2 separate regions of the Homo sapiens genome follow, and region 1 is linked to region 2. Evidence: chromatin loops called from intact Hi-C (ENCODE). Cell type or tissue: dorsolateral prefrontal cortex. All regions are shown on one strand. Each heading gives the region's core, and the rest is flanking DNA. Links, peaks and the distances in the headings are about the cores only.

What was found. A loop is a pair of places that touch in the nucleus more often than their neighbours do. Peaks named below come from ENCODE experiments on the same cell type or tissue, not always from the same donor. Only the 100,000 strongest peaks of a DNase experiment are listed, where the experiment ranks them.
Region 1: it touches region 2 in a loop (2.6-fold over the local background); 4 of 110 quality-filtered maps call a loop at or near these places.

What each region holds. Positions count from the first base shown.
Region 1 is chr4:98,626,025-98,637,457 of GRCh38, reverse strand. The region is part of intron 1 of TSPAN5 (tetraspanin 5); the gene reads left to right. Among named protein-coding and RNA genes, the nearest start is that of TSPAN5, 27 kb to the left of the region's middle. In dorsolateral prefrontal cortex, for the core only: no CTCF peak of the experiment used is centred there; no DNase peak of the experiment used is centred there; H3K27ac peaks cover 3,847 bases.
Region 2 is chr4:98,560,538-98,571,970 of GRCh38, reverse strand. All of the region lies in intron 1 of TSPAN5 (tetraspanin 5), which reads left to right. Among named protein-coding and RNA genes, the nearest start is that of TSPAN5, 92 kb to the left of the region's middle. In dorsolateral prefrontal cortex, for the core only: CTCF peaks have their summits at 5,621 and 6,929; a DNase peak (open chromatin) is centred at 5,340; H3K4me3 peaks cover 1,553 bases; H3K27ac peaks cover 5,000 bases.

The DNA of each region.
Region 1 (11,433 bases), core at 2,282-7,281, 66 kb before region 2:
GTGAAAATTATTAACTGCCTGTGGTCATCAGTTGAGACCCATAGTTACTGCTGGAATCCAGGGATACAGGGATTAAAAAAATAATGGATCAGAAAGTAGATGTTAATGGGGAAGTATCTGTGGGAGAGTGACCTCTTATCCCTGAGGGCCGCCATGTACAGCTACACAGGAGGCGAACTGCACAATTCCCTGGAATGTGCGTGATGCTCCCTGGAGTTGTGCAGTGTGGCAGTGCTGTGTGCATCAAGGGCAGGAGCAACGGCAGTCCTTCAAAGGCTTAAGTAAGTGGCATAGAAAGTGGACAGTCCTTTTAAGTTGCATGGCTTCAGACACTTCTGTTAGTGTGATAACTACTGCCTGTGCCTCTCACTCTTTGAAGAGGAACTTGCTGGTGATGGGGCTTCTCATGGGGAAGCTGGGAAGCTCCCTACCAAGGGGGAGGGTTCCTAAGCCTGACAAGGACTGCTCATCAGGTGCTTTGGTATCCTGTAGACTGGGCTAAGAAACCTCACACCAGGGTCCACTCTCCAGCTGGTCTCCACTGGGCCTAGGGAGACCAAAAGACCTGCAGTTGCTGAACCTCTCTTATTGTACCTGTGAAGCCAAGTAAACCATTTGTTCACTTATGTTAAAGAATAAGCTTGATCATTCATGTTCAAAATAGTTAACTCTTTTTTGTGAATTAATAGTCTGGCTATAATTACATTTGACATTTCAGTCCAGTATATTTGTCATCCAGATGAAGAAGCTGCCAGCCGCATTTTTTTCCAGCAGTTTTACTTGACTTTCTTTTAATTTTATGTACAAGGTGTTATTTAAGTGCACAGATTAATAGAGATAATATTTATATGTAAAATTATTTTTATTGCATACCTCTATGAGTAATTTCTCACTTGCATTGTTATAATACCTCCCATCCTTCCCTAAAGCGCCACTCTCCCCACTCTACTGCAGGAGATTTCTCTAGCAGCAATTCTGATTATGTCATACTCCCCTGCTTTAAATAGCTAAATATTCTTAATTTGGAAAAGATTAAAGCTAGGCACCATTATAGGAACCTTGCCTACTTGTCACCTCTCATATTTTCTCATCCATATTCTGTTCCACAGTCTTACCTGCATGGAGCAAAGGTGTAGGGCATATTTGATGTCCATTATAAAATATTCAGGCTCCCTCAGTTCAAGGGTCCTCCACTGTAAAGCAGTCCACTATGTATGCAGGTGTCAGTCCTTTTTCCACCACCTTGTGGGAATTGGGACTTGGAGAACTGCCACATTATGCCCTTATTTACATTTCTTGACTCTGTAGCTTTGCGCTTACCTCTGCTTTAAATGATATTTCTGCCATTTCTGTCTACCTTCCATCAAAGGTATGGTGTCTACCTTTACAATAAGATTGTAAAGAATAAAGAGGTAATGAGTACAAAGCACTTAGCTCAGGGCTTGATTAGCTGCTGCTGCTATTATTGTTACTCTTGCAAAATTGGTTCCAGAATTATACCCTTTGGGTGCTCTTTCCTAAACTTCTTCTATCCCTACCCTATTATTTAGGGAGACCCTATTTAGCAGTTCAGTCTTTATATATTCCTTATAGCTCTTTGTTGGCAATATTTTTAAATCATAAAGAATACCTAAATCTATAATGATACTAAAAAGAGTATTTGTCTAATTTTCTTCTGGCCAGGTGGATGGCATCTATGAAGAGGGGGCTGTGGAACGCTCTCAGCCAAAGAGTGCTAGTCTGGCATGTTGTGCTTTTTCAGTTTGAATGGCTCTGGGCAATCTGTTTTGCTGTAGTCTCTTTTTTTCCCCCGTTCAGCACCTTATTTTCCACCTGATGGTCTTTGATTCACAGCAAATTGTTTGTCTTCTAAAGGATAAATCGAAGGTGGGTTTAAATGGTTCAAATACAAGCTGGCTATTAAACTGTGAGTTTTACAAGCTGTCATGTCATATGGGCTGAGTTCTATCTAGCTAGATCCACCATTGGAACTATTCTAAGCCATGGTGAAAAGATAAAAGACATCAGCCAATAAATCCCTTCCTCATGTAGGGGATTCATTGTTGGGATAGTACCTCCACAGGGTGTACTATCAGGCCCAGGCTTGTCACCATGACCTCTTTGGTGCTAAGTCAGTTAGAGGACCCATTTCTCACTGGTCTTTGAGTTCCCCATGGGATAGGACCTTAAGGGGGTTTTATCCCAAGCTTTGCCAGGGCCTGGCTTCTGGAAGGCATTCCATAAATTGTTTTGAATGCATGAATGACTAAATAAGAAAATGTGAGAGTGCTTCGTTAACTGTAAAATTAGCTAAATGTCAACTAATATTTTTTCCCTTCTGTGATGTGGAAAGATATGCAGGTGCAGGAGCAGGCAGCTGATGGTGGAGACTGGGGCGAATGGAAAGTGCCTGTTATAAATGGCAGCCTCCTTACCTGTGCTTCTGTCCAGCTCTCTTGCCTCTCACCCTGAAAGGCTGTGGTCTGTCAAATCACTCACAGGTCTGTCTGTGGAGAAGTCCTAAGTAGTATAGGGTCCCCACTTCTGTGATCCATTTCAGTTCCAACCCAAAGGACTTTCCAAAGAATGGACATCTTTTGTCTCTTCTCCCACTCTGTCCAGTTGGGTTTATAATCCCTTTCATTATCTTCTCCTCATTCTCCCCACTCTGTTCTGGTCTTCATCTGTAGAAATTTATCTGTCACCATTTTGGGTGCTCAGGATGCTATCGTTTCTCAGATCCTTCCTTCGTGTTTCATGGATACCTCCTGGAACCCTTTTTTCAGTGAGCTGGGAATATGTCTTTCAAGAAAAGGAGGTGGTATATATTATAAAAAATTTAATTTGGGACAAAGCATCTGACAAAGCGTTTTTCCCTCCTTATGTGTGGACTTACAGCAAGTGTTTTATAATAGCATGCAAAGTAAACCACATTTGATGGGTTTTATTGAAAATAATACATTTACCCCAAAAGGGGAAAAAGTACATTTTTGTGCATGTCAATTGACAGTATTTGAAATGGAAATTTTTCTAGAAAATTTGGGAGGTAACAGTCTCAGGAAAGGAAACTTTATATGCTATAATCCAGACATTGGTCACAGAGAGATTTCCTTTGGTGGCTTAGGTAGGGCAAGGCAAAAGGCCCCTTGTACCCATCTGCTGTAGAGATAGCATATGGAAGAGCCCTGCCACTCCCTGCCAGTCAAGCCCTTGTGATAAATCTTGATACTCCCATGTATATTTGCCTGCTTGTGCTGCCAAGGCCACTGAAAAAGGTCAGTGCTTTGTGAAATGGAGAGTATGATATAAACATAGAAGTTGTTAGTAATTTTTATTGTGATTGATCACTTTTTTTTTCTTTTCTTTCCTTTTTTTTTTGAGACAGAGTTTCGCTCTTGTTGCCCAGGCTGGAGTGCAGTGGTGCCATCTCCACTCACCGCAACCTCTGCCTCCCGGGTTCAAGCGATTCTCCTGCCTCATCTTCCTGAGTAGCTGGGATTACAGGCGTGTGCCACCACGCCTGGCTAATTTTGTATTTTTAGTAGAGACGAGGTTTCTCCATGTTGGTCAGGCTGGTCTTGAACTCCCGACCTCAGGTGATCCTCCCGTCTCGGCCTCCCAAACTGCTGGTATTACAGGCGTCAGCCATCGTGCCCGGCCGTGATTGATCACTTTTAAGTACATGAGAATTCTTGGCATGACATACAAAAGAGGATGGGCAGAGTTCCTTTTCCTGTCTGTGATATATTTCATGACGATCCAGTCTTTGCGGGCAGTGGTTCAGGGTAGTGCAGCCATTGTAACCTAAACCATTCCTGTGTGTTTATTTATCAGATTTTCTCAAAGGGTGAGTGCTGATCATTTTAAATTCTGTTTAAAAATAAAATTGTTCATCGAAGTGATGAAATAAATAGGGGTCAGATATGATTTTAGAGATTTCGAATCCTGAAGAGGGTTTGAGATTTGAATACCATCTCTGTACACTCAAGGCAAACTTCCTGTATCACTCAGGACTCATAACTTCATCTGCAATTTTATTATTGGGTGACATAACTGAACAGGTCGCTGCAAACACTGAGAATTATTGAGTTGTTTAGGTGAGTCTCTCTTGTTTAAACTGTTGAAAGGTTCATTGATTTGTGGGTGAGGGAAAACTGTTGTAGCGTAGTTTTAGTGTTTGCATTTCATTTTAACATTACCTTGCAAGGGATTTTTCATGCTGTACTAAGGAGATTACAAGGCCACCCTAAGGCATTTTAGGGTTATATAAGGAACTGGCTTTGCTGTTTTATGTACTGGCCCTTTTATTTTCTGGCTAAGCCAGAATCTTGGTAACCCTCTCACCTATCACCTTTGGGTATTACCTTTTCAGCTCTCCCTTTGCCCTCATGAGTCCAACCAGTGCCCTGGTCTGAGCCTCCATCCTCCCAACTGCCCTGGCTTCCTGCTGTCTGCCTTCCGTGTTCCTGCCTACGGTTCATGCTTTGCCCTGGACCTCAGTGGTCCTTCATGTCTGTCTGATCACGACACCTCATGCTATGAGTGACCTCCACAGCTTCTGCTGCTTTTGGTGCAGCATCAAATCCTCCCGGTCTGTGCTTTCTCCTTCAGGGCCCACCTGCAGCCTTATTCCCTTCTCCTCTTCCTTCTCTTCCACTCCAGTCCTCCTCCCCATCCCCAGTCAAGTTAACCCTTGGAATATTCTGTCATACCACCCAGGACTTTTCCTTCAGAGCATACATCATAATTAGGTGAGGTCATTATTGCATATTTGGGTGATTATTTGATTGTCTGTATCTTGCGCTAGGCAGTCAACTTCCAGAGGGAAGTGGCTGTCCTTTTAATGCAGCATTGATGGTAGCACCCACACTCAGGGCAGGGTTTTCGAAGTGCTCCATAGGTCCTGGTTTTCCGTGACAGTGCTGGTATACCCCTGAAGTCCCCATGTAATTTATTAATAGTGTCCCCTTTCACTTTCAAAGTTACTCTCATTTTGAATGACAGCATATATGATGATCCCTTCTAAAGCCCAGTGATATGTAGTCATTCAGGTAAAAGGTTTTATTGTCAGGCTCCCAGAGTGGGAGAGCCTGGTTCCAGGGTCGGGGGGTCAGAGGGGAGCTGTTGCTGAATTTTGATTCTGGCTGAAGATAATTTATCTTCTTGAAACTCTGGCAGCATATACAGATGTGCCTGTTGTTAACATTTTAAGAGGTAAGAACACTCTCTGTGCACCTGGGATTTTGGAATATGATAGTGGGAGGCACCAAGACTGTTACAGAAATGGAAAATGAACACAGGGTGGCAGAGGGTAGGTACTTCTGCCAGTCAGAGGCAGACAGACTTTCAACTGGAAGGGGTCAAGGACACTATTGCATTGTGTTTGGCCAAACAAACAAAATGCATTCTAGGGGAGAGCTGGTTTTAGTCGTGTGTTTAGCGGGGGCTCAGTGAGAGGCACACAGATGATCTGTGCATCCATTTCTCTACTGATGTAAAGACTCAAAGAAGGTAGTGTGCACGGTGCCAGGGGAATCTTGTTGAATTACTAACAGTGAAAAACTAAAAAGTGGCCTAAGATCTTGGTTTCTAAGGCCTATTATGGCCGAGTCCCCAGAGACAAAGTTTCCTCCTGTCTGACTTGGAGCAGATGCTCGTCTGCCTCAGGAAAGGCTCTGAAGAATCCAGGAGAACATGCTTTGCAAGGCACTTTCAAATTGCTGGGTCCCTTCAGGGGAAAAGGGGTTTTTATGACACCACTAGTCTGAAGATAATTTTTATCAGATCCTATAGCCTGAGGTCTTAAAACAGAACAACACTAAAGAGCCCCTCTCAGGCCTGGCTTCCTAGCAGCAGTTGGATGGGACCTTGAAGTGGTGGCTCCCTTCATGTTGGCCCTGCAGGGTCAGGCATCTAAGACTCGTGGAGGCCCAGGCAGTCTGGAGGGATACCAGATGACATAGCAAATGCCAAAAAAAAAAGATCGAGTGCTATGTTTGCCTGTGTGTGGGTGTGTTTGTTTCACAGGTACAGGTGCACCCACCCGGAGTCAGGGATGGAACATGTGCAGTGAAGGCTATATGCTTCCCAGATATTGGGGTGAACTTGATGAGAGTCTGGTGGTGGACTCAGGGACCTGGAATTGTCTTCCTCACTTTCTTGCCACTTCTCAGTGTGAATGTTGTCTGTAGGGGGTGCTCTCCTTGCTTGCCGTGGGTCTCAGAGCTACCAGAGCATTAGAATGTAGGAGATGCGCAGGCCTTGTGGACGTTTTGCCAGTCGAGCGATTCAGCAAAGTAATTGCAAGGTTTCTCTAATTGTTAAATATCTACAACAGGCTGAATTTGGATTGGCTGAAAAGAAAGGTGAAATGAGGTCATCAGAATTACATGATTTTTTTCAAGTTCTGGCATCTTGTGTTCTTTGCCAAGCAGAAATATTCCAGTAGAACTGTGATAATGCCTTTCATCTATCTGCTGAGCCTTCCAGATGGCAGTTTCTCAGCCAGTGAGCAAAAGAAAGGGTGTTGAGATTTATGAGTAAGTTGATTCCCTTCGTTTGTACTTCCCAGTGAACTCTCATTCGCTATTTGTGCTAAGCACCAGTGGCAAGTTATCCTCACATCTTTAGCTCTGCAGGGCCCTTAAGCCAGTAGGCCTTACTTCAAGGGGAGGAGGGCTTCAAATTCAGAGTAATAAATAGCTGTCTAAATAGAGCCCTTCACATACTTTCTCAGAGAACTTTTTGTGATCTAAGTGGACTTAAGTTTCTTGAGGACAGGGGCACTCCTTTCTCCTGGGTAGCACCAATGCACAGGAAGCTTGGCGTTGGATTCCGTGGGCCCCTCCCTTTCTAGTTATGTGCACAGTCTCCCGGGTTGAGAGAATCCCTCCCTTTGCTAAGTCATCTTCATTCAATCCAGGGATGTTTAGGGAATATGCGTGCCTCGGATGACAATACAAGATGGATTAAGGTGATTCTTGTGCTTTGAGAGCTCTCAGTCCAATGGAGGAAAAACATATAAATAAATACACACATAAACGAGAAGTGGTGTATAAGTCTAAAGATCAGGTAATGAGGGAATGTTTTAGAGGAGGTGGTGCTGCTGTATGTATTGGAGGCGGGTAGGGATTTGCTGAGCAGAACATGTGCCATGTTGTTTTCTCCATCAGGCCTCATGGCTGGAACAGCTGCAGTGCTTTTCGTTTGGTGCCTCCTCTGCTTTGCCTTTGTCCTGTTCTTGTTCACTTTGAGCACCCTTGCAGCCTACCCTGGGCATAACCCTCCAGGAACTCTGATGCTGTTTAGTAGATACTCAGAGGTTACCACTTAATCCTTGTTGGTTAGTTTTGTTCCCCAACTCGAGCGTGAATTCAGGACAGGGCCCATCTCTGACCACACCAAATGCAGTCAGTGCATATGTTAAGATTTAGGGAAAGCGTTTGGGTTGGTTAGTCGAGTATTTTCATAGATTATTATTACCTGGTTATGTAAGTATGACAAGACAGTTTAACAATGACACAAATATAAGCAGAGGATCTGATTAAAAATACTTTTTTTTGAAAGGGAAGCATAAGTTTGTGGTCAGCAGCAAATAACCCATTTGATCTTCATTCATTTATTCTTCCATTTATTCACTCACTAACAGTCTGTACCTTTGTGAATAGCAACAGTCTTTTTCTTCATTGGTGTTTTTTGAATGCTGGGTTTTTACTGCCCTGGGGATTTTCTTTAAACCTGATAGTTGTTTTGATAAATCATCTGGATACCAGCTTTGAGCTAATTCTTTTCTATTAAGTACCTCTTAGAGTGGCTGACCATAAACCATTTGAGAAATCACTACATTTTATTAATGACTTTTGAGATTTAGCAGCAACTTAAATTAATAATACTGGAGTGTGCTTTGGATAAAAGACCAGGAGACTGCTTCATTCTGCAAACCAGAGCAGAGATGAGAATGTTTGCATTAGGAGAACGTAATTTATCAGCATTTTAGGCTAGTGTGTCGATTGATACAAGGTTGGGCAATAGTGGTAGGCAGTGTTATAAGTGCTGTTTGTATGTATCAGCTCATTTAATCCTCCCAGTAACCCTTTAAGATGTCTGCACTATTATTTTTCACATTATTCTGATGAGGACATCGAGGCACAGAGGGGTTGTGTGACTTGCCTGCAATCTTGGTTGTGTGCTCAGAAATAGTCTTTTTGAGACTGAAGATATTCTGGTTATGTGTAATACACAGTACAACTCAAAGACTGTGAAATAGTTCATAGACAAATTATCCATTCTTTGCCACTTTAGAGTAATTATGCTTATTGTTTCTGTTTCAGGATAATATGTGTGTGTTTATAAGCATTTTTTCCTTTTTATTTAATTGCAGTAACATATACATAAATAACTATGATGGCTAGTTTTGAACTCATTTAAAAACAAGTAAATTTATGCTTTGATAAGCTAAGGTACATTCAAAGCATTCCCATTTCCAAAGCAAAGTGTTTTCAGTTAAAGATTATAGATGTTGCCTTTTGCCAGGGATGCTTGTGAGAATGTCATTTAGAGAAATCTTAAAGTAATTTATCCATAATATTAACTTAGCATGCCTTCTCTCTGCAATGTACAATGTATCATAGGACAATGTATGATACAGCTCAGTTTTGATATATCAGCAAGTTGAGTAGTAATTTTTGTTTGTTTGTTTTAGTTGTTTTAAAAGCTGGTGTTGCAGATTCCTATGCTTAGAAGGACCAGGCAGAAAATAAGCCATTAAGGGTGCTGGGAATGCAATAGGGAGTGATGGGGAGTGTGGTAAAGGGGTCAGCAATGCTTCTGCCATGCCTATCAGGGAGCTGGTTTCCATTAGCTGTTGGTTGACCCAGGAATCTGTACCTGTGTTGCCAGATCTAACCATTTTCCAGGAGAGGCTGGAACTTCATATTTAAAAAATGAGAATTTGTCAACTTTAATAATTTGGAAGAAAATTCAAATTAAACCAATACCAGGCAGTGTGGTGTACCCCACATTACAGAGGAAAGTAGGGGACTTGGGAGGTACATGAGTCAATCTATAGATGCTCCTGTTGTCATGTTAAACTTGTGCTTGCTTTCAGTTGCTGTTAACATTTTGGGTCCACTGTATCTAGACATGTCCTTCAAAAGTTGCATGTAAGTTAATTTTTTTTTCTGTATTTAAAAAATGGCCCCACAAACACTAGTCTAGATGTTGAAAAAAACCCTTATACCTTATTATGGAGACTTCTGATGAGTCCTTTTGTACAGTGAACAATCACTTGCTGTATTTACGTTTGTACTTTTGTGTTTAAAATGGGGAATGGTGTTAGATATTGCATACTGCTTGAGTTAAGGAGGTCGTTAACCAGGAATGCTTTGGATTACTCAGATTATTATTGCACTGGTGTTTGTTGTAATGGAATTTGACCTGTCAGGGGAGCTGTAGATGTTTGGATGAGTGTTCAGTCCTTAATACTGTTATCTAAATTCTAGGCATGTTGCCTGTAACTTCCAGTTTCAAAAAATCTATGTCAATCTGTTCTTTTATAACCTAGTGCTGTTGTTTTTTTCCCTCTTGTTTTATATTTAATCATTCTCTTTGGCTCACAACAGCAGTCCAGTCCAAAGATTTACTTTTTCTATTTTCAACCCCATCATTATTTTTGTGTAAAAAGTATGTTTTGAGTTACAGCAATTCATGGAGATCAAGCTTCTACTCTGTAGGGAGAAGAGAGATGTCATTTACTACAGAGTTTATACACACAAATGTTCTGCTGCATGCTGTGTTCCCACTGAAATCCAGGGGGTTTATTTGCATTTATACTTAAAGAAGAATGACCGTATTTGGCTGACTCTAAGCCAAGATGATACAGGCCCAAAGTTTTTCATGGAGGAATGGGGGAGTAAGGGAAATAGGAACATTTGGAAGAAATAGTTGTTGTTTTTCCCTGTTTTATTCAGTGGGCATTTTATTCACAGATCATTTGATGCATTGCATTTACTCGTGTTATTCTGGTTCCTTTTGTGTTTTTTTTTTCCTTTTGAAACAACTTCACACTTACAGGAAAATGGCAAAAATACTAAAATAAGAACTCCTATAAACCTTCACTGATAAAATCCCTTCAGTTTTCTCCAGTTATCCCAGTAACGTCCTTTATAGCAAAAGGATCCGGTTCAGGATCACTCATACCCAGCTGTCATATCTTTCCAGTCTCCTTCATTCTAGAAGCATTCTTCATTCTTCCTTCATCTTTCATGACACTGACACTTTTAATTACAGGCCAGCTGATGTGTAGAATGTCCTTCCTTTTCTTAGGAGATGTTTTCTGTCCTTCCTTGAAAACCCCACTAGTGTTACCTGCCACGAGGAGAGCTAGGCGCTCTGCCCCCTACCCCAAGCTGGTTGCTCTCTCTTACAATGCTTCATTAATCAAGTACCCTTTTTTGGAGCATTGATGATATTCATTCATCCTTTTAGCCAGTAAATATTTTTTGATGTCTATTACGTGCCAAATGGGATACATTTAAGAACAAAGCAGACCAAAAAAAAAAAAAAAAAAAAAACCTGCTCTCATGAAGCTTACATTTTAGTGGAGGGTAACAGATAACCAACAAGAAAAAATAAGTAAAACAGCAAGTACATTAGATCATTAGATAGTGATAAACGCTAAAGAGGATCGAATCAGGCAGGAAAAGGGATGGGCAGGTTCTTGATAAAGTGGCCAGGGAAGGCCTCCCACACTAGTGATTGTGGAGCAGGAACCCCAAGGAAGGGAAGGAACAGGCTGTGGGGCTAGCTGCAGGAAAGCGGTCCCGGCAGAGGGAGCCTGTAGGGGTGAAGGTTCTGCTGCACCAGGTGGGCCAGGGGTGAGGAGGAGGCGGTCTGGTGGCTGGAGCCAAGCAGGAGGGGAGAGGAGAGTGGTAGGAAATGAGTCAGAAAGGCAGAGCAGGGAGATTATTCTAGGCTTGTTGCCACTGAGGGAGATGAGAAACTCTGGGGGAATTTTGAGCAGAGAAGTTACATGATCTGACTTATGCCTTAAAAATCCTTTTGTTGTTTACGGAATAAGCAGGTATGTAGGGATGGGGTCAAGGTTAGAAGCAGAGAGATCAATTTAAGATCAATTATGGGAGGTTATGATAAGCCCTTTGTGTATCTGTTTGTCCTATTAGCACATAAAGGGGACTCAGTGGTCTTCAACCTTTAGAATACATAAGATGTACCTGGGCTGTTCGTGAGTGATGCAGATTTCTTCACTGGGAAACCAGCATGTACCTGGGCTGTTCGTGAGTGATGCAGATTTCTTCACTGGGAAACCAGCATTCATTAGATCTCACCTGTGTTGTCAACAGCCAGCCCCAGGTGATTCTCATGTGGATGGTCCTTGAACAACATGTTGATGTTGATAAATATAGTAACAAGTGA
Region 2 (11,433 bases), core at 2,582-7,581:
TAAATAAAATGTCTCTCTCATTATATTGTAATTGCCTTTTCTTGTCTCTCTCCACCACCGGACTGTAATATCATTGACAGCAGAAATTTTGGAGGTTCACTGTTATATCCACAATGTCTGGTAGTACATATTGTTACTTGTTTCTTGAACGTGTGAACAAACTAATTCACCAAAGGAAATGGTCACTGCCCTGGGTCCTTTCCTTTACAAAATCGTATGATGTAGATAGTTTGATGCCCATTTTACATACACACAGCTGAGAGGAGCAGCCGTGATTTGCATCCAGGTTTGTCAGCCTCAAGGCTAACCTTCCACCGTATGGGTAGCTCCTCACCTTTACACACACAAGTGCCCCCTTTCTGATGTCAAATTTTCCTAACCTTGCACAGTATGTGGTTTTTTTTTACTTACCTCACCCAGAATGGTATAATAAAAATGCTGTTATCAGTTTAGTAGTGCTTTTAGTTACTGTTTTTAGTCATTATACTAACATTGTAAATTTGAAAAAAAAAAAAAAAAGCCAGAACGGTTTGTGGGAGAACTTCTTGTTGGTTGCAATGCTCCAGGCTGCCTGGGGTTTGCCAGCCACCCCCCTGCAGTAACCCTGTGCACTTCCCCTTTCCCCAGACTCCCTCCTCCCCGCCAGCAGCCCCTTCTGCGCTCCCCCGTGCAGCCTGCCCTCCATGAGTGGCCACGGACTTCAGGGTCCACGCGGTTCTTCACACCGCCCTTTATGTGATGTGTGTCCCCTCCTTGGCTGTCTGGTTTTGCTTTTGTCAGTAGGGCTAGTGGCCAGCCCATCTCCATTTTGAATTTGCTGTTTTATAATAAGCCTTTGATTTGAAAGCCAGATGATCAGGGCTGCTAGAACTTGCTAGAATGAGGAAAATAGACAAGTGGTCCATTGACCTCTGAGTGAGTTACAGTAACTTTTACTACATGGATTTCTTTTTTTTTTTGAGATAGAGTCTTGCTCTGTCGCCCATATTGGAGCGTAGTGGCGCGATCTCGGCTCGCTGCAACCTCCACCTCTCAGGCACCCTGAGAGGCCCTGTTCTCAGGCCTTCTCAGGGTACTGGTAGGTGAGGCCCCAGCACGCGTTGCTCAGAGCCAGTTTGGCTCAGGTCTGTAGGAGGTGCGATGTGGACATAAGTGGGGTGGAGTATGAAAGAGGAGAGATGGCAAAATGGGAGAGCGTTTACCTGGTCAAGGGCTTAGGTCACATTAGGTTCTCAAAGGCAAATATGGCTTCATGTGGATACTTTCTTGAGTCCATCTCTCTCTGTTTCTGTTCCTCCCTCTGCCTAACCTATCCTGGCTCTAAGCTGGCTCAGACACTGCGTTTGTGTCTTTTCACGTGGCATTTTTCTTTTTTCCCTCCACCTTGCTAAGTGCTGAAATTTGCAGTCAGCATTTATATATGCCCTATAGACAAGGCACATTTCTCTAGTTTTACCTTTCTTGTCATTTGTGATCTTTTAAATTTTCAGTCAATGGAAAGTAATTGTTAATATGAATTGCAGTTTGGAAACTTTGTGCCAGATGATGAAACTGAATGAATCTGTGGTCTTTACGTAGGCAGTGCCTTACGTATGGTTTGGTTTTTGGCCCATGTACTAGATGTTTGCCTTTCTGTGGGCTGTCACAGATCTGGCATGTACCTTTATTTTTTTGGGAGTTTCTACATGTGTTGCTGCAATCTCTCAGCTAAGAGTATTTTTCAGTCCTCTTGCTATTTGTTTTTTACCACTTATAGGGTGAAAGGAAGTAAAATTAGATAGGATTTTGATGTTTGATTTAAAAATCAACATTTCCATGAATTCAAAACTTCAAGAAGATGAAAGGATAACATTGATTCTTCTGTTTAAAGAAAATTGATTTCCTTTGGCTGAAAAAGTTTTGTTCTCTCTCTCTTGGTGTTCATTATTTTAGATGTTCCCTTTGGACTCTGTGCACATCCCCATCATAGAACCTACTATATTTACTATGATAGTAAATTGACCTCTCTGCCAACACCACTGGACCATGTAAGTTCCTTGAAGGCAGGGGTCCCTAGTGACAGGCAGAGTAATATCTGGTACATTGTAGACACTCAGTAAATGTTTGTGAAATGAATAGAGTGACCAAGCAATCTAATGAATATGGTCCTATCATGGTCCCAACCAGTCATTGGACTGAGTATAGTTTTGATGGTGTCATCTCAAATGAACATATCTCAAATCACATCCAGGTTCAGCAAATTTTCTTCTCTGTCTTGCCAAGGTGGGGGCCCCACTCTGAGTCCCAGAGATAGAAACTCCAGTCATCTTTGCATTTCTTTTACTTCCTTAGTGTCTCTTGTATTTTCCTCTGTTTTTCTCCATTCCTACTGCCTCTACTCTAGTTTACACTGTTGGTCACCTTATGTCTGTAGCCTGTGAGCTAGCTTGCTGACACGAGCACCCCCAGCCATCCTGCACTCTGCCGCAGCCAGATCAGGCTGCCTCCCACATCCCTTCTAATAGGACGTCCCTGCAGATGGTCAGAGTGGGTTTTCCCAAGGAGTTCTGCAGGGCGGTGTGTTCCAGTGGACATCCTTGGTCCCCTGAGGACCAAGGCTTAGAAACTGATTTTATGAGCCTAGCCAGAGCTAATCTCTCCATCGTGTTATCCCAGTTCAGGAAGTGGATATATAAAACCAGATTGTCTGCTTACTGCCTTAAAATGAGAATAGAACTGTTTCTATTTCCATTTCATGGCCTGGGATTCTGGTGTGGGAACATCTAGTACACATTTTCTTCCTGTAGTCAGGCCTTCGTGGGAAGCCAAATCATAATCAGATGCTTACTTGGCTGGTATGGAATAAAAACAAAGAGAAGTGAAGTGTCAGATGGCATCAAGGTTAAGTCCGAGGCATCCATTTCACAGTCAGGAGGCTTGCCAGTGGGAATACCCCAAGTGAGTTGGCTTCAGCTGCCTGCATCCTTCTCCACAGTGAGGCTGACTTTGCCAGTGGGTCCTGACCCTCCAAGGCTCAGGAGGTTGCCTCAGGCCCTTTCTCACTACATATTGCTGGGAGTGGCAAGGCCATTGCTGTTCTCTTTGACTATCTGCTTTCCTCCACTTTCAAATCTGACCAAGCCCTTCTGATTGACATTCTTACCCTTAGATATAATACTTTCAATTCTTTAGGGCTTGGAGCTGTTTCTCCAGGATGATTTTGCATGTCTTGGCTTTTTAAAGTTTAACTCTAAGAGCAGTATGCTATCTTTATTTCAAAGCCTTTATATCTTCTCTCCCTCACTCACCATCTCCTTTCCTCAAAACCCTTTTAAGCCCTAACTGTTATTGGTGGGAGTCTAAATTTCTTTGCCTAGCCTCTGAGGTCCTCTGTCTGCCTCCCTGAGTGATCCAGACTTCTTTTCTTTTTTTTGTGGTGGGTTGGTGGTGGGCTGGGGGTGGGGGACTGTCGCCCAGGCTGGAGTGCAGTGGAGTGATCTCGGGTCACTGCAACCTCTGCCTTCTGGGTTCAAACGATTCTCCTGCCTCAGTCTCCCAAGTAGCTGGGACTACAGGCACGTGCCACCACGCCCAGCTAATTTTTTGTACTTTTAGTAGAGATAGGGTTTCACCTTGCTAGCCAGGATGGTCTCGATCTCCTGACCTCTTGATCCGCCTGCCTTGGCCTCCCAAAGTGCTGGGATTACAGGCGGGAACCACCGTGCCTGGCCTCCAGACTTATTTTCTACTTGTTTCCCTGTGGAATAAGAGGACTGGGTCAGAAGCCCCAGCATAAGTCATTCTGTCTGTCTGCTGGAGTTTCCTGAGCTCTAAAAACCCATCTTGCCTATCTCATAGGATTGTTGTGAGGGCCAAATACAGTGACAAGTGTTCATTTTCTCTATTGGTGCAAGATTCTGCGTAGGTGATGTGACTCCTTTTTTTTAAGCTATCATATATTGAGCCCAAGCAGTGTGCATGTATTATTTCATTTAGTCCTTTCAAGTAGATCCTGTTGTCATCCCCATTTTACAGATGAAGAAAGTGAAACTCAAAGAGGCTAGAGAAGTCTCAGGACTGATGGAGACCAGATGAGTCTGTTTAATCCCTTTAGTCTGCTCTGAACTTCCAGTACCCACGGCTATATTGGACTGAACACTCGCCTGACCAGGCCCCCCGCCCCGCCACCACCGCCAACAACTAACTGAACTCGTTTCTACTTCTCTGACCCACTGCCCTGGCCAAAGTCCTCCCTGCCTTTCCAGGCCCCTTTCAGGTTTCCTCTCTCTCCTTTTGTGTCTAGCCCTCATTGCTCACCATCATCTTCTCTGACCTCCTGTGGTACTTGAGGACATACTGGAGGCAGACCCATCTGCGATTACATCCCAACCGTGCTGTGTTGCTTTGAACAAGGCAGCCACATCTCCGAACCACTGAAAAAAGGCATAATAATGATAGCTGGATCCTGGGATTTCTGGATTCTGTAAAACCAATTGTGTAAAAGTTCTTTGTAAATGGTTAGATGTGCCTGGTTTCTTCAGTAATCAGTTATTTTTGAAATTATTTTTAATTTGTCCCATAGTAAGGAATATATTTTAATGTTGTGATGGGCACATACATTTTAATTAAGAGTTCCACAGGAACATTTTCTTCTTTTTTTGTGTGTGTTAAAAACAGTGTTTATTTTGACCCATTTAATTGATTTTGACTATCCACTGTAGGAGGCTACCCACAATTTGGAAGGAACCATCGGGCCTAGATGACAATAAACCCTTTGAGGGCAGGGAATGTATTTTGCACTTCTGCGTCCTCATAGGCCCAACAGGTTACGAGAAGATCCAGTCTGTTGATGGATTTTGTGCTGGGAGTAGGCAGGATGGAGAGACTTATTCAAATTTCAAATTATTTATTGAGTGCCCCTTTGCAAGAATTGGCCAGTTAAACCCTGGGGGGCAGCTTTGTAGCTGCACTACTCGGGAGCCTGCACCCTCTTGAAGACATCATGCCAGCGTCTCCTGCACTTGGCCGTGTAGGCTGCAGCACAGCTGTTTCTGCTACAATCAGCTCCAGTATTTGTATTCCTCCTCTTGAGGCCGAGGCTTGTTCGTTGGCCCCAGGGAATGTGTTGTGTTGGGGTTTGAATCTCCTGTCCTGCGTGCGGTGCCCCTGCCAAGGGCTGTGCACCCACCTGTCCCAGATGGGTCTTGCGTCATGTTTTCCCTGCTATGCTGGTGGTGACAGCATCCTGCTGTCTCAGAGTAAAGCTCAGCTGCATATATGCCACCCGCCCTCCTCCACAGCATCCAGGCTTCCAGTGTAAAAGCCTCTTACAACATCAGGCGGGAGAAAACAAGCCTGCCGCTTGTGGTGCCTTAGCACCAATTTGTCACCCACTTCACTCAGCCCTGGCCCCCTGCTTCTCCTCTGTATGGTATCTTTTTTTCCCATGGCTGCTCCAGCTGGGCTCTGGCCTGACACTGGAATCACATGTTTTGGCTCTAGCCTTTGGTATTATTCTCGAGGTTGTCAGCATACATCCCCACTGCCATCTTTTTCTAATGCAAAGGTCTTTTCATTAATGGATATTTTTTCCTGTGAGACTTGTTTAGGGGAGAGATGCATCCCTCATTTCCCCACCCCCACCCGCCATAAGGTTTTTACAAGCCAAGCTAGAGATTGCTTTCCAGCCACTTTCAGAAAAATGCTGGGGCTCCACTTTGTGTTTAGCACAATCAGCACACATAATTCTTGTTCTGCTTGGGCTCTGTTCAATGTCACTTGCTCCTCCTGACCCTAGAAAGAGTTGAGAATTATAAGCACGGATTATAAGGACTCATAATCTCAGTTGCCAGAGTAAGGGAAATAACGTTTTCACCGGTTCCCTGAAATAGACCTGGCGGACAGCTGTTGCCTCCCCTCCCCTTTCCTCTCATTTCCCCTGGAGATGTACTCTGCCTGTTTCTTCTCCTCGCTAAAACTAAGGAACTTTCCCTTGTGTTTTCTTTTGGCTTCTAGATTGTTCACTTGGCTTTTTATCTAAGCTTGTATTAAATTGCTTCATGATCTGTGCCTGCAGAGGCTTTGGCATAACATGGCTCACAGAGAAGTGTTGTTTGTTGTGGTTGGACCACTTTGTTGCAGCAGCATCTGTTCTTGTCTGAATGGGGCATGCAGGTGAAGCATGTACTCTAGGCCACTGAAAAAGGAGGGAACACAGGCACCTGGACTGACCATTGGCAGCTGTGATCTACTTATGTGACTCTCAGACAGCCTCTCAGCTGCTTGTGATAAAGGCTACAAAATTCCAGGCAGCTTTTTGGTCCCCATAACAAGTATATATAACTCCTACTTTAAGCAGTCCAAATTTAATACAGAGCAATGGGATGAGATGTATGTAGGTGGTGTCACATCCACAAGAATATCTTTAATCATTATTCTTTTCAGCAATTCAGTTTCAAGAGGAATAAGTGAATTTAGGAAATTTGTATATGGGAAAACATTGTCAATCAGTAAATGCGTGGTCTACTGTGTATATTTTCTCCTCAGTTCTTTAAGGCCCCCAAAATGGGATGAAAATTTGCTCAAAAGCTCTCATGCAAAATTATAAGAATATGGAGATATATTAGGAAATGGACAGATAAATATGCTTTCAAGAATCTTATTAAAGTGCTCAACAGTTATATGAAACATGCAAGTATAAGTTGAAAATTTAACTGACATGTGGACATTGAATGTTTCTGTGATTTTAATGAAAAAAAATTCAAGGAACAAGGGGGAAAAACACCAACCGTCAAAAGGAAAAATGCCCTCTATCTACTCATGCAAATAGTCCCCTTGTTCATAGCAGTCACAAAGGATATGACGAGCCATATTGTGCAGGATCCAAGGTTCATGAGAAGTAGGTTTGTAGGTGGCAGGTAGTGGGAAAGTGATTTATGTCCCATGAAAACCCATTCAGCTGTTGTAGCACTTCCAGGGCCTGTGACGTGTGAGGGAGCCATTGTCTTAACACTCAGGGTGAGGACAAAAAGGCTTCAGTTGCTGAAAGGTGCTGGTTTGAGATGGTGATATCCTGTCTCTTTTTCCAGCAGAAGCAGGAACATGATGTCTAGGGTTTTTAAAAGAAAAAGCTTTTGTTCTTTTTTATTTAGTGACAGTAGAAATTAAAGTAGGGCCTTAAAAATTAGAAACACACGTGAACCCCAGGGGGCGAAGCCTGCAGTGAGCCGAGATCATGCCACTGCACTCCAGCCTGGGTGACAGCAAGACTCCATCTCAAAAAAGAAAAAAAAAAAAAAATTTAGAAACACAGTCAATTTTAATGTCAAGACCCAAGCCTCAGCAGTTAAATCGGATGCCTCCTTAAAAAATGTGTGAAAGTTATTTACCCTCATTTCAATTTGGGGCAACAAATGAATGGCTACTTAGGTTAGGTGTGGGAAGCATTAATTAATAATGGGATAAAAGGACTCAGTGAGATTAACTTAGATCACCTATATTTAGCTTCTGATTTTACTTCATTCTGTTTGCTTCTTTCATTAATCTAAATTAACTGCCAGAATTGCATTTATTAGTATGTAGGAGAACAATAATCAAGAAGTGTTTTTATTTATATTCGTAGGAGGCTATGTTGTTATTCATGTGATTCTTAGAAAATAATGGATTTTACACAGGAAAAGATGTTTATACTTTTCAAAGATCTTACTCATTTGGGGTAAGAATTTGATAGAAATGCTAGGATTTGGTGTATAGAAAAGCATGTAAACTGTATGTATCATTTAGGTTTCTAATGCCTGTTATTGGCTTTCATGTAATTTGGATTGGGAGTCTAGAAGGAAGGCAGTGATAACAGGAGGGGCTGGGGAAAAGTGAAATTGTTGCCCATTTCTTCAATATAGTGTGATAACTGTCTCCCATTTAATTTTGTCTCATCACACGTTTTTTGTGTGTGTGTCTGCTTTTTGCCAAAAAGTACTTACTGGTTCTAGGCCTCAAGGAGCTTATGATTTAGCACAGATTTTCTCAGCCTCAGCACTGTTGACGTAGTGGGCCAGGTAATTCTTTGTGGTGGGGACTGTCTTGTATATTATAGAACATCTAGAGACTTCCCCAACCTCTACCCACTAGATGCCAGTGCACCCTTCCCCAATAGGGTGACAACCAAGATGTCTCCAGATGTTATCGAATGTCCTCTCAGGGAGGCCCAGAATTGCCTCCATTTTGGAACCACTGGTTTGACACAGCACGTCTTGCTATAGAAACTCACTAGCATTCTTTGCCATTACAGCTGTTCAGTTACTTATGCTTATTTCTAGTTTTGGAAAAGCCATTTGAAAATGCCCTGAAGTGATTTTTATTCCATTCTCATAATTCTTGAAAAGTGTGTGGAAAGCTAGAGGAGAACTGTTAACTGTGTCTGTGTGCATGTGTATGTGTAGGGGTGTTTTCATCATTGTCATCGTTATTTTATGAAGAAAATGGAGGCCTCAAATGTATGAGCCAAAGGACAAACACTGAGATGTCCATGAGAAAGCAGGGCGAGGACTGCTTTCAGGAAGTTCCTGATATTTCCTGTATTAACACAATCTGTTAAGACCCTGAAAGCTTAGGGCTTAATAAAATCGTTGAGATCTTAAATGTAGAGGATGTAAGATTTTTTATAGATCAGCTTTAAAATGAAGCCTAGGCAAAAATGAAGTAGATTTGCCCCTCTTCACCCTCACCTGCCTTCTCCCGGTTTCTTCTCTTTCCCTCCTCTCATCTCTGCTTGCTCTGGCAGTTCCTTTAACAAACATATTGTTATGTGATGACTTTGATGAATTACAAACAGGTACCTCTCTTTCAAGATACATTATATTCATCTACCAAAAAATGGTCGTAATAGCTGTACAAAGCTGCAGTGACCCACGGTAACTGGAGCCCCAGGAGTTGTGCAGTGCACAGCTTGCACAGCAGTAAGTGGTGGCTATGTTTGGGCAGTTTCATTCCCTCCCATGACATTAGCTTTCACCTGAATGCTGTTCTGTTTTTGACCCTAGACCAAACCTTTTCTGGGAACATCATGCCTATGTAAGCTACCTTTTGGACACATTCTTCCTAGAATACTCTAAAGCATCCCAAGTGTAACATATGCAAAATTGAATTACTGTTTTCCCCAAGCCTGGTTTTTCTTAAATTTAGGAGTCGTCTTAGTCTCTCTTTTTATATACTTATATACACACACTATACACATACACATGTATGTATCACAAGCCTTCTCAGTCCTCCCCGTATAGTTCTTAAATCCTGTTTTTTTGTTTTGTTTTGTTTTGTTTTGTTTTGTTTTGTTTTTTGAGACAGAGTCTCGCTGTGTTGCCAGGCTGGAGTGCAGTGGCGCGATCTCGGCTCTCTGCAACCTCCACCTCCCAGGTTCAGGCAGTTCTCCTGCCTCAGCCTCCTGAGTAGCTGGGACTACAGGCATGCCCCACCACGCCCAACTAATTTTTGTATTTTTAGTAGAGATGGGGTTTCACCATGTTGTACAGGATGGTCTTGATCTCCTGACCTTGTGATCCGCCTGCCTTGGCCTCCCAAAGTGCTGGGATTACAGGTGTGAGCCACCGCACCCGGCCTGTGATTTTCTTTCTACCCCTGCTTTCCTCCTGTTGTCTTATTTCAGTTTTCATCTCCTCTCTCCTGAGGCCTGGGCCATTGCAGTCATCTACTACCTGCTTTTCCTGTCCAGGTATCACACCCCTTCAAGCATGTTTCAACTAGAATGCTCTTGTAAAACACAAATCTGGCCTTACTGTTTCCCATCAGAGCTCTTTGAATTCCTTCTGTTATGCCATAGTTTATGCCTCCTTTATAGCCTTATTTATAACCTCATCCCCTCCCCTCAAATGTCTAGGCATTCAAAATCTGCAAAGTGCAGGGCCTGTTCTAGGCACTGGAGACTCAGCAGTGAATAAAACAAAGTCATTGCCATCATGGAGCCTACTTTTGAGGGGGCTGGACTATTCGCAGTTCTGTGAGCTGCCATGCTGTTTCGTACCTTTGCTGGAATGTGCCTGCCCACAGCTAATCTTCCTGGACAGTGTCTGCTGGAATTTCAGGACGCAGCGACGGTGTAGTGACCCCACTAGCATTACCACTCTTCTTTTTATGTCTTCCTTGTGTTGTGTGCTTCAAGCTTCCTCTTCACCAGGGCCTGGCCTTACCAGGCTTTGTGTTTCCAGCACCTATAGTAGTGCTCAGCGCATAACAGATGCTTCTAAATGTTTATTGAATGAAAAGCACACAAGCATGGAAACACTTTGGGATCCGTGTCCCTCAAATGTGTCATGTATTTTCTTCCTTTCTTTGCTTATACGCTTTCCACTGCCAAGAATATCCACCCCAACCATCCTACCAGGCCCTTATAAGCCACTTGCCCCATTCTTTAAAGTGTCGCTGTCATAAACCCCTGCTGAACCCTTGCCTCAATTACTTATTGACCTACTTGCTTTTTTCATGCTTTCAGTAGCATTTATTCAATAAATACTGAATATCTACCATTTTCCAGGATTTGTGCCAGGTCCTAGGGATATGACAATGGAAAAAGATCTGCTAATATTGTATTTTTAGTAGAGACAAGGTTTCTCCATGTTGGGTCAGGCTGGTCTTGAACTCCCGACCTCAGGTGATCCGCCCACCTTGGCCTCCCAAAGTGCTGGGATTATAGGCGTGAGCCTGGATGACTGTCCTTTTTGCAGTGATGTATAGGCCCAGGCCCTTTCCACGTTATGGCTCTGCTAGCCCCATTGTGTTCCGTTTTATGTGAAAGGGTAAAGAAGAGAGCATGGAGTGGATATATTTGTTTCTTAAAGCCTTGCCTCAGAAGTGACACCTACCACTTCTCTCACAGTCCATTGGTAAAGACAAGTCACAAAGCCACTCAAACTGCAAGGGCAGCTGAGACATGTGGTCTAGCTGGGTGACCAGAAAGACAAAATGGAGTTTTGGTAGACAGCTACCAAACTCGGCCACATACCTCATTATACTAGCTGCAAACTGTGTTATCGTTAGTTGCCTGCATATTAATTAGTTCCTTCTGCTTAGAACACTTTTATCTAGAATATTTGCAACATTTGCCACTCACTTCATTTAAATCTCAGCTCATCTGAAACTTCTTCCAAGTGTAAGACCACTCAGTCTGGAAAAGCTCCCCATCTTCCTACACTGCCTTTTTTACTTTAGAGCCCCTGTCACACATTATATTATATATATAGTTTAGTTTATTGTGCTCCCCTGCACAGGAATGTAAGTGTCATGATGGCACAGCATTTGTTTTGCTCATTGTTCTATCTACAGAATCTAGAAGAGTGCCTGGCACTTGTCTTCAAGGATTATCCACATCCTGAAGGCAGAGCTTTGTTGTTCACATTTCAGTGAATATTTGCTGAGCGGAGCCTCATGCTAGACAGGCCTTGGAGG